Regions from separate parts of the Homo sapiens genome. Here region 1 is linked to region 2. Evidence: chromatin contacts called from ENCODE Hi-C or POLR2A ChIA-PET data. All regions are on one chromosome and are shown on one strand. Each heading gives the region's core, a stretch centred on a gene start or an enhancer-like site at or near the end of the contact. The rest is flanking DNA. Distances are from core to core; before and after follow the strand shown. Region 1 overlaps NFIB (nuclear factor I B). Region 2 overlaps NFIB-AS1 (NFIB antisense RNA 1).

The links. A loop is a pair of places that touch in the nucleus more often than their neighbours do. ChIA-PET counts read pairs that join two places held with the same protein, here RNA polymerase II (POLR2A). Pooled maps may share reads with other maps.
Region 1: a map of Right ventricle myocardium inferior shows a loop between it and region 2 (2.2-fold over the local background). The contact joins two enhancer-like sites. A Hi-C loop is called at or near these places in 1 of 168 maps with a recorded cell type or tissue (Right ventricle myocardium inferior), 1 of 37 single-sample maps with no recorded cell type and 6 of 50 pooled maps. POLR2A ChIA-PET finds 5 or more read pairs at or near these places in 1 of 52 experiments (A549).

The regions. Positions count from the first base shown.
Region 1 is chr9:14,247,813-14,253,627 of GRCh38, forward strand. All of the region lies in intron 2 of NFIB (nuclear factor I B), which reads right to left. Among named protein-coding and RNA genes, the nearest start is that of NFIB, 63 kb to the right of the region's middle. RefSeq lists a silencer at 3,558-3,852. Within about 2 kb of position 4,004, at least 20 of the 41 ENCODE cell types and tissues checked have a DNase peak (open chromatin) inside an H3K27ac peak, as active enhancers do.
Region 2 is chr9:14,347,980-14,353,860 of GRCh38, forward strand. All of the region lies in intron 1 of NFIB-AS1 (NFIB antisense RNA 1), which reads left to right. It also overlaps a transcript of NFIB not described here. Among named protein-coding and RNA genes, the nearest start is that of NFIB-AS1, 34 kb to the left of the region's middle. RefSeq lists an enhancer at 823-1,322. Within about 2 kb of position 3,397, at least 10 of the 41 ENCODE cell types and tissues checked have a DNase peak (open chromatin) inside an H3K27ac peak, as active enhancers do.

The DNA of each region.
Region 1 (5,815 bases), core at 2,754-5,253, 100 kb before region 2:
ACTTCTACCTAAACTAAAAGCAGGAACAGGGTGTTCTTATTATTTTTTAAAATCTACAGTAGATATCTGCCCTGTTTGTTTAGGTGTTGTCTACACAGTATCTACTAATTTTTTCTTTTTTTCTTTTTTTTTTTTTTTGAGACAGGGTCTCTCCCTGTCACCCAGGCTGGAGTACAACGGCATAATCAAAGCTCACTGTAACTCTGAACTCCTGGACTCAAGCAATCCTCCTGCCTCAGTCTCCTGAGTAGCTGGGACTAAAGGCATGCACCACCATGCCCAGCTAACTTTTGAATTTTTTTGTAGAGATGGGGTCTCCCTATGTTGCCCAGGCTGGTCTTGAACTCCTGGCCTCAGCAATCCTCCCACCTCAGCTCTACTTCTTTCTTTCTTTCCTTCTTTCCTCCCTTCCTTCCATCCTAGCAATCCTCCCACCTAAACTGCCCTTCCTTCCTTCCCACCTAAACTGCCCTGCCCTCCCCTCTCCTCCACTCCCCTCCCCTCCCTTCCTTCCTTTCTTCCTTCCTTCCTTCCTGTAGCCTTGGTCTCCCAGGCTCAAGTGATCCTCCCACCTCAGCCTCCAGAGTAGCTGGGATTACAGGCATACACCACCATGTCGGACTAATCTTTTATTTTTTTGTGGGGATGGGATCTCACTATGTTGTCCAGGCTGGTCTCAAACTCTTGAACTCAAGCAGTCCTCCTGCCTTAGCCTCCCCAAATCCTGGGATTACAGGCATGAGCCACCACGCCCGGCCTCTATTACTTTTTGTTAGTAATAACAATAATTTTCCTCTGGGAAGCCACTCTTCCCCACTTTCTGAGATCATGTAGTTTGGGTGTCTCGTGATCCTCCTCTAGCTCCTCTCCAAGAACAGGCAGGAGACTTAAGCATAGCCAAAGAGAAGAAAGCACCAGTTCAGCAACAGGTTCAGGGGTAGTCCAAGGAGATCCAGCCCAGGAACGTCTGCAGGGACTAGTGAGGAAGGGAACATTTTCCTCCCCACTGGGTTTGCTTGGCTAATAGAATATAAGCCTTCACTGTGGAAAGAGACCCTCTTTGCCCGAGAAGTAAGGGAACAAAGAGAATGGCATAGGAAGAGAATCAGAGAAACATTCCCAGTTACATCATTTGAACACCTGAATCAAACTGTACCTGCAGATAAACTGGACTTTTAAATTACATCAGAGAATAATCTCCCTTTCTCACTTCAGTCTGTATAACTTCAGTTTCTTACACTTGCAATTAATATACAAACCAAATAGCAGCAAGAATTTGACACCTTTCAGTGACCAAAAGGACCACTGAAATAAGAACTTAGTGATAAGAAATACCTTTCATTAAATTCTCACTGTACGTCAACTAAATATTTCAAATTTAGTATTTCCAATTACATAAACTGAGGATGGGGGTAGATATTATTATCTCTGCTTTACTGATAAGCAAATTATGAGTCAAAGAGCTTAAACAAATTGCCCAAGTTTAAATAGTAAGTGGTGGAGATGAGATACTACCTAAGATTTAGCTTTTTTCTTTTCTTAAGTATTACCAAGAAATAGTATTACTCGGAAATCTCACATATTTATAAGATCCCTTTGTTTTATGCTCTTATAGCATCATGTGCCTTTTCACCAAATGATTCACCACAATTGTTCATTCTACTTTTTTTTAAGATTGCGTCTCACTGTTGCCTAGGCTAAAGTGCATTTTTGTGATCCTTTGATTTGGGAAATTGTTTTCTCCCATTATCTTATAAACTTCCTCAGTTTACGTCTATCATGATTATTGCATATCATTGTGCATTCACTGACAATAGTAGATACTTAGCAAGTACTGTAAAAAAATAGAAAGGAAGGAAGAGAGAGAGGGAGGGAGGGGAGAAGAAGAGAGGAAGGAAGGAGAGTAAAGGGAAAAGAAATGAGGAAGGAGGGAGAGGGCAGAAGAGAGAATGGAAAAGTGAGAGGGGAAGGTAATTCCACAACCCCTTCACCACCCTTAAGCCCTTTCTTGAGATAATTTAGGGCCTAGCAATAGACAGTGGTGACACTGTCCTCATGCAAAGGGATAAATAGAGGAATTCCGGAACAAGGCAGGAATATCATCATAAATGCCAAAGTCTTGTGGATACCATTTCTGACTCCCCCAAAACCCCACACAGTAGGAACAAACATGATAAAAAGTTTCACCTATTCCTAACTCCTTGTTCAAAACCCCTCGAGTCTCTTTCTTCTTTTCTTGATAAGTCTTAGGGTAACACACCAAGTTTTAAAACTCAGTTACAAATTTGCCCTTAACTGAGCATCTGAAAGGTTATCACGCAGGATTTTTAGCTCTAACAGGGAGGAGGGTCTTTTGAGTTTATGGCCTGTTGAGCACTTTTGTGCTGAGTCAAGGAAGATAAGAGGAGTGGGAAACAGGAAGAATCCATTAGACAGTGTCTGTGCATATAATATCTTTTTTTGTTTTCTTTATGTAAGTTCTCTGATGGACAATAATGTCCCCAGGTAGCTAATGTCACAAACCTCTTAAACATGAGAGAGAAATTGTACCATTTCTCAAAGGCAGCTTTTTGGAAGGGAAGATCAAAGAGGAGGCAGAATTAAAGCCTTAGCTCAAAAGGAAGACAGATTTCCAAAACTTCAGCTTTTGCCATTAAAACTTTCAGGTGTGTCCCAAGATAAATGATACATCATTGGCTACTACATCCCCACAGTGGCCTCACTACTACCTCAATTTGATTTTGTGAAGGAGTGCTGAAGCACTATCAAAGAACTTTGGTGTTCCCTTGCTTATGTCATAGTTACCTAGAGAAAAGAGAGTATGCCTTAGGAAATATTCCAGTTTAAAGCAACATTAAACATACCAAATTCATCACCGGGATTACAGTATATAGAATATTTTAAGTCAACCTGTATATCTCTGTCAATTATATTTTATTTTAACTATGTGAGAGAAGGAATAAAAGTTACTAAGGTATCACCTTTTCTAGTAAAAGATAACCAAATAAATCCATTGAGAAGTCACGTTTATTCAAAAGAATTGGTTTCTCTGGACTTATGACATTTGAGTATAGTACCTCCTTTCTTCTAGAATACTCTGAGTTAATAAAAGTTTTTTTGAAAATGAAATCCATGGGTATGTGTCATAATAAGTAAATACTAAATGCTTGTAGTTTTTCAGAGACTTTTCTTAGGTGATGTCTATTCCTGAAGTATGATCAGAATGCAACATCTAACATTTTACATAATTAAAGATTATAGTATTTTGTTTTAAAAAGCAAACTAGAAACCTCAAGAAAAACCTATCCACTGGCATTCCTTTGAAACATACATACAAAGAACTTTACGGTGTTTTTCCTTGCCTTTGGGTGTTTGTTTTACAAGAGAGGAACTCCAGGTGCAATCACTGAATGAGGAATTAGAACCTCCCTCCAAGCTTTCATCTGATTGCATACCAACACATAACGAAGGACATGATATATTTACAGTAGCTAAAGAGTTAATCTTTAGCAACTCTGCTTAAAAATCCTAATGGCAGACTGCCCATCATTCTTTTAGACAGAGCTTGTCAGAAAAACTAGGGCAGCTTGTCCAGCTCAGCAGTCAACTGATTACTAGTGAACTCAATGGGGCTCCCAGCCAACCCCTGAGATTGCTGCCAGCCCCTTGGGTATTCAAAGGCCAAGTTCCAATGTGGTTTACTTTGCCAGAATCACATGATGTCAGTGCTATTTTCTCCTGACCAGAATAACCAGTCATTCAGGTTACTGCAAGTGGTATCGGTGAACTAGGCATCACTTCACTGTTAGAGGTCACATACACACCAAGGCTCTGCTCCTTCTCACCACGGCCGAGGGGCCACTGGAGCCTCCTGCAGGAGGTCAGCTAATCCCAGTTTGTCAGTTCCAGCCACCCAAATCCTGCACGGGCATCCTGCACACCGCAGTCTGCTCCAAGGACCAGGAATTACACAGGCGTGCTGCACATGGCACACTTAGAGAACAAAACAAACAGGTCCAACTTTTATAAAGAACAAGCTGGAGAGGAAAACAACAGAAAACTGGTTTTGGCTTTCACTTATATTATATTACTCGAGGTTTAGTAGGCAAGCCACACAAATTCTGTGGGATTTAGTCACCGTTATCCACCTATGCCCACATTCTTTGCATGGTAGTAAGACATTAATTAATTTTTACATCTATCAGGAGATTTTTCAGTTGCTACAGGATTTGCAAGGGTACATGCATGTAAGGAGTAGCCAGTTTTTAAAACTGTGATTACCCTTATCTTTCGGTGAGAGAAAGTATTTCACTCCCTAATGCAGAGAATTAAAAAACAAGATCCACTTTTTAATCTTTCTTCCTCCAGAAGAAAATACAAACATCAGGAATAGCAAACGGGCTGATATGGCTGGTGGACTCTGTTTTCAAAGTCTTGAACATATTTCCCAATGCCTTAAAAACCTTGAAATATTTTTAATATTCCTCATTACTTCTATGGCACTTTGCATTTATTTATATGAATTCATTTTAAAAACTCACTTTAAAGAGACTAAATCTTTAAAATATGACATTTAAAAATACTGTAGATTTTCTATATCATTATATTTATAGTTTTTCATCCTTTCTTTTTTCTGTCAGTAAAGTAATAAAGTTTTAACTGCTGAGAAATAATGGGCAGCAAGGTAAAGAAGTGTCATGATTTTTAAACATTTGTATTTGTTAAAAAAAACAGAAACTGCTTCAGTTATAATATGTAAAAGAAAAAGAACTGTAATGACTGCAGTAACTACTATTACGTAAAAGACAATACATGTTTCAGAAATAATAGAGTCAATGAACTATCTGTTACTACTGGATACATCCTTATTAATATTACCTTGGGGAAACCTCTAAGCAAAGTGAGAACAAGATCACGAGAACAGGCGTCTTAAGATCTACTGATGCAGCTTTACATGTTCCTGCCATACAACTTTGTGGAGGAAAAAAAAATAATGTCTTTCCATCTCCTGCAGCAAAATATTGCACCCATGACGGTCACCCGTATTAAACTCAGGTAAACTTCTACAAGAAGTCCATCTGTCAAGGAAATTGTACAGTAAGAAAAGACTGGTGATGGATGCATGGAAGGAAGGAAAGGAGGGAGGAAGGAAGGAAGGGAGGGAGGGAGGGAGGGAAGGCAGGTTGGTTTCTACAAAGAAAAAAAAGACCAAAAACAATTATTTTTACATCAATGCTTCATAATTTTCATTCATTCCATCCATGAAGAAAGTTTAAGCAGATCTGCAACAACTTCAAAGCCAATGTTATCATGTTTTTCAATCAAAATCAGGTGCTACAGTTAGTGTTCCCTGATGGTTACAGCTCATCTTTGACTATTCAACATGTCTTTTGTCCTGGTCTTTTATTTCCTTCTCAGATGCATCATATCCTACTGCTAACATAACATCTTTAACGAACTAACAAATGTTTGAAAGAAAGAGACTTGCTAGATACAAGTTCTCTGGTGCAAAGGGACTGAGTGGTCACCACCAATTAGATTATAGCGGGATAATTTCACAGTTCTCGAGATGATTGTTTCAAGGAAGGCTGGAAATGTACAGAGGCAGAATAGCCTGGAAGTGTGTGGTTTTCTCTAAGCAGACCAAAACAGCCCACAAAACTCCCAGAAGGAAAAAAGCAAGTGAGATTTCGATCCTTTGGCAATGAAGAAATAATGCACAAATAAAATGTTTTAGCCTAGCACAGGGGCTCACACCTGTTAGTCCCAACTACTTGGGTGGCTGAGGCGGGAGGATTGCTTAAGCTCAGGAGTT
Region 2 (5,881 bases), core at 2,147-4,646:
CTTGGCGGGGACGTTGGTGCTAGCGATCCGACAGAGCACCCAGGACTAGGTTTTTGTGATGCCCTAACCTGGGCATTTATGCTGGGGGCGGAACGAAGTCGCCCAACCCAAGTTCTCCCTGCACCCTGGGAAGGAAATGTGGTGCGCCCTCTGGGGCGTGAGGCCGCCGCGGCCCATTCTACACACCTACTGGCATTCCGCTTTTCCTTACTGTGCGCCAGGGGAAGGCATAATTCAATTATATCATACAACTGCAGCGCACCCTTTTCCTTTTTTGCTTTGAGGGGAATTTTCCAATTCCCAAATAAATACCTATGGCTCTAAAGCCGAGTTGGGTTCTGTAGTAACTACCGGGGGTGAAAAAAAAAAAAGACCCCAAATTGGCTGTGAGTTTACAGCCTGAAGCAGCTTATTTAGGCTCGCTGAGCGCCGTTCCAAACGGCAGGGCTCACGCTATTTCGGGAGAAGTTGGAGGGTGGAGAGAAAACAAGGTTATTTAAAGTGACTCCCAGAACGCAGCTTTCGTTCCTAGACTCTTTAGGTGTCAGTGCTTCGGCTCCAGTTTAGCACGGCACAGGCGGCCCAGCCTTTGATATTTAAGCCAGGCCAGCGCCCGGGTGAAACTACCTGTTGGGGGATTCTGCCGCCTGGAACCCTTCTTCTTCTGCGCAATACTGGCAGCAGTGGGATGGCTCTGGGGGTGCCACGCGAAGAGAGAGGGCGGAAGAGCCGGGAGCAGCGGACAGTCAGCTGCATGTGGCAGTGCCTAGCGAGCTGCTCCCGCGCCTCTGCTCGCTCTTTGAAAACTGGAAACAGCCCCCTGTGCTCTGTGCTGGGCCCCTGGCTGCGGAGATGGGCCCAAACTCGGCACGATTCTCTAAGTTCGGAAACCACGAAGCTTGCGCCTTCATGCGTGTCTAACATTAAAAACAAAAAAACCTCCTGGCGGCTTCCTGGGCTCCCGCCCCCACCTTGCGCTCCAACACCCGGCACTTTTCCCTGTACCGAAATTCACTTTACTACTTCTTGAAATTCGGAAAACTCCACCGACGCTTGGACTCGCTGCAACCCAGGGGCTGCCTAAAGCTCTCGCACGAGTTGCTTGAGGGAAATCACTCTCTGCTCTTGCGAGCAAACAGATCTCTGTATTTTTAAACAATCTAACTGAATGGGGGAGCGAAGCTAGCGAGGACAATTTGAGCAGTCTTTGTAGCCTGTTGGGAGAATTTTTGGAAGCTAGCGGGGTGGGGGTTTGGTCTCGCATGCGAACCTGTGGGAAGGACAGTTCAGGCTGGGCCCTGGGGCTGGAAGTCTCATTTGAGGAGCACACGGTCCCGAGAATGGCACGTATTTAACAACCTTCTTTAGGGCAAACTCTGCAACGGAGCCCGCCCGACATTAAATTTAGGGGGTGTGGAAGCGTAGACTGGGTTCAACCGGGAAATTTTCCCCGAGACGCCAAAGGCATTCCGCGTTATGTTTCCCATGCGGGTTTCTGCTTTTTGATAGCGAACCCCACTCCGTTTTGGGAGCAGCGAAATTTTGGAGAGCCCCAAAGCAGGGCTCGTTTGGGGTCCAAAGGGAAGAAAAGACTTGATCTGTGGCTGGGGAACAGCGGCACTTTATTTCCTGGGGCATGCACTTACATTCCCTACGGCCACAAAGCACCCAGCTGAAAACGAAATGTGGGCAAATATTAGGTAACTACGGAGAAGGAGGGAAGTTAGCCTCATCTTGTTTAGGATACTCGCTTTAACAGCGAGGACTGATGGGCTATGCGGAAAAAAGAATTTATTAGTGACAATTTCTTGCATAGGGATGAGAGTTGAGACTTCGAGCTAAAAGACGGCTCAGAACGCTTCCCGCGCGGCAGTCCCCCGCCTCCCTTAAAAAAAGTCATCCTGTCAATATTGGCTCTTAAGTCACACCCCCATTACCGGTCCACAGTGGCATTTCCCTTCCCCGTGTGCCCCTTTCTATACCCACTCATCTGGGCTTTGGATTGCCCATGATCTCTCCCTGCCTGGAAAAACTCGTGCAAACTTGCCCTTCACCAGGCACGCACGCACGGGTGGGCTTTCCCCAGGAGGGTCGTTTGGCGGCCCCGGGGACCCTCCTGGGCCTGGGAAACCCGGAGTATTTTCCAGCGCTCAGCCTCGGTGCCTCTGTATTATTTCGGTTCAGTCCCAGGGGCCCCGACCCAAGGATAATAAACAATGCCGCTTATTAGAGATACAAACGGGCACAGAAAAGAACCACACGGAAAAGCAAAGCACAGAGGCATTTTAACAAGTGGTTAGGCATTCAGGGCAGCCTGCGAAAGTGACGCAAAATTAAAAACGAAGGGCGTTTCTCTAAGAAAAAAACAGACTTTCACAGAATGCAGATTTTGTTAAAACATGATGGTTGGAACTACGTTTAGTTTGGTTTTGCCTCTGGAGATCAGTCGGAGTTGTTGCTACCTGCCCTTGCCTCGCTGCAAATCGCCACCCCCGCTGCCCCCAATTCCTATAGGGCGAAAGACCTGGGTGGGGTGGGGGGGGAAGTTGGGGGTCTTCTAGCTGTTGGCATGCTCTGATACCGTTATTCCAGATCTCTCAAGAATTGAAAACACGACCTCCTCTTTAGGGAGGGACAACAGGGGCTTTAGGGGGAGATGTATAATATCAGGCGCTGCCAGATGATTCAGAGATACAAAAAAAATTCCTCTTTCTTTTTAAAATGTAAATGCAGATACCTTATGGGCGCTGATCGTGAGAGTGGGGGCTAGGGATTCCTCCCTGGGTGCGGGTGTAACCAATTTCTGGTCTGCCGATGGCCTTGGGAAAGGGCCTCCCATCTGCTTCCAACAACCCCCTTACAATGTCAGAAAATCTTCCTGCCTGCAAATATTGGCACAAAGCTGTTTCGACAGGCGGTGCTGCTTTAAATAGGAAGGAGACCGCGGGGCAAAAGAAAGTCGCGACCTTTCTACCCACTAGACTACCTGCCTCCTATCCCCCAAAGGCCAAGCTTTGGCAAAGGAGACTCGGAGGGAAATCTCCCGTTCTGAGTGGCGTAGGAAATGAATCAGCTGTGTGTTCCAGGAACAAATCTTTAGTTGGTTTTCAGGAGTTGGAGTGCATAAAAAATAGGTATCCCCAGACTAGCTGCTAAGCAGGGAGAGGATCATGTTTGGGCATCTGCACCTCCTATGGTCCAGTCTCCCCACTTTTTTTGGTTGTTGTTAAGATAAAGTTTATGCTGGAAGAAACTTCAGAGGTGCTTTAGCCCAATTCTCTTGGGCAGTGGGTTCCTTCTGACTTTGCCGAAAGTAATTTGTCCAAAGGGCAGCTCTGCTCCTGGATCTGCCTAGGGAGGCCTGGTCTCAACAGCGCCAGCCCTGTGCCCCATACAGAACTCTCATCCTAGGGAGCTGGGCTAGGGCTGGCTGTGTCCGGGCCAGGGATGCCTGGACCTTGAATCACACCCCTTCTGCCTACCAAGGGCATCTCCCCTGTCAGGAAATGATCGTGGTGCCAACTGCACTCAAGGAACACCTCAAACCTTCTTTTCTCACCTCCCATCCTACGCTGATGGCCCTATACTGTTCACACATTGTTTCCTGATTTAATTTCTGTACTTGCTTTAGAACTTATTCAGCTATCTCCAGCCCTTTCTGTCTATCCTAGATGACAACTTCTCCTAGAAAGAGTTTCTGTCTGATGAACTCAAACTTAAGAAGCCTCCCTTGCAAAGACTGTGACTGAATTTTAGAAGGTATCTCAGGCATTTTGGGTGGTGAGCATGTTGTCCTGTCCTTCTCACCATTTTTCAAATCAAGTGGCTTGTGTCTCATTGCTTTACAGATAAAGAAACTGAGGCACAGATTCCTTCCTATGCAGGCCTTTGAAAAGCAGCTACTATGTTTACATAGATTCCAAGGGACTTGACTTACTAAAAGGCATACATGGATCTGAGAGCAGAGTGTGCCACAGACCCCGGGTCTCTTGATTTGAGGTCCCATTTGCCCACAGTTCTGACGGAAGTATATAGCTAACAATAAACTACTGTTGAGTGAGCATCAACTGTGCACCAGACCACGTACCATGCCAGATATGTTACATAAGTCATCTTTGCAGCAACGCTAAAGAGCATCATTAACCCCAATAAAATTTTAAAAATAAAATCATAAAAGGAACACATGCGTAAATCCAGATACTTCAAATAATAGAAAACAGCATAAAATGAAAGTAAAAGTCTCCTACCCTGCTCCGTCTCCTGGAATTACACTGATTTTTTCATTTTTTTTTGGTGATGTATTTGTATATATAATAGATGTTATCATTATTTTATGAGTGTGGAGTTGGGAGGCTCACCACCAAGATAACAAACCATGGCTACCTGTCTCCGGGCTCAGCACTTCCCGGTACTCTACATTAGCTAAGATGAACGTGGAAATAAAGAAGTGAGCGAGGCCACAGGTAAAAAGAAGAGTCGGGTCAGAATTGACATCACCGCTTCTTTTGCACTGTTCCTCCTGCCCCTGCCTGGCTCCTGAGACCACAGGCTCCCTCAGTGTATGTAATCTGATGATCTTCTATGGTGGCTGCATTTCTTCCAGGCCTTGGTGCAATTGGACAAGCAAGTGTTTCCATGCTCTGTCACCCGGGCCCTCAGTGCTGTTTCTACGCTGTACTAGGTCTGGTCCTGAGGCAAGCCTCTAAGCTTTAGATTTCACTGCTTATCTCTCAGCGTTGTTGAGAGGCTCCAATAACAGACAGGGAAAGGACTGTGTAAACTTGGAATCTCTCTATGTAAACATACAGCTGCTTTTCAAAGGCCTGCATAGGAAGGACCCTGTAGCCTTTCCCTCTGGAACAGAGGAGTTTCAGGAGTCTTTGTGAAAGAGTACGTTTTTGACATCTGAGGGTTTGCATTGTGTCCGTTTGTGTCTATAGGGGCAGGGTTAGGAGTATGTCTTAAAGTAGAAGAGGATGCTCATTTATTACTGAATCTTTGGAATCAGGAGACTTTGGCAAGGGTCAAGTGGATTTCTTTCTGCTGGAGGGCACACAGAGGCAAGCTGGTGGGGTTACAAGGAGGCAGTTATCCTGCTTGGGGTGCACCATGGGTTGGTGAGAATGGCAGAGGTATGGTGAAGGTGCTGCAGCCTGTCCCTTTGGGTAGGTAGCTACTACCAAAGGCTGTCCTTAGACTGTAGGGGCAGACAGAGGGTGGTGAGGGATAGGTCCAGGCCGCGTGAGCTTCCCAGACATGTTATTTAATTTGTGATTGTTTTTGTGCGTGGAAAGGGGAGGGATATTAGAGGATAGATGTGACAGTTCTTCTGGGAAGCTGGTCCTGTTCTATAGGGTTCTTCATTCAGGAAGAATAGCCAAAAACATCCTGAGTTCAGAGGCCTGCAAGTGAGAACAAATGGTGGACCACTGCTAGGGTGTCCTTGGCAGAGCGGGGGAGCTCCTGGAGAGGGGTCTCTGAACTGCTGCATCCCTGCACCCTGAGAATCTGAGCATGAGGAGGAAGCAGAAAATGGCTTTAAGGCGAATGAAGGGGGCTGGGGAGTGGGCTGGTTCCAATGAGAGAAACTGAAAGGAGGGAAGTCAGATTTTTCTTGACGGCCCAGTCTGGCTTCATTCTTCAATACCTGTCAGGACAAAGGCTGCTGCGCCCCCTGGTGTCCGACTGGCCGCCGATGCCTGCGAGCTGACGTGGAGACCCGCAGGCGGTGAGACCCGGGGACCAGCTGGAGGAGTCCACGGGTCAGATGCCTTTTCTTCCATTTGCTAAGGGAGTTGAAGTTGAAATAGCCGTTGCTTTGTCCGTTCTAGAGTCCAAATAGAGACTCTAGTGGAGAGCGAGAGGGGTTTTGTCTTTTTTT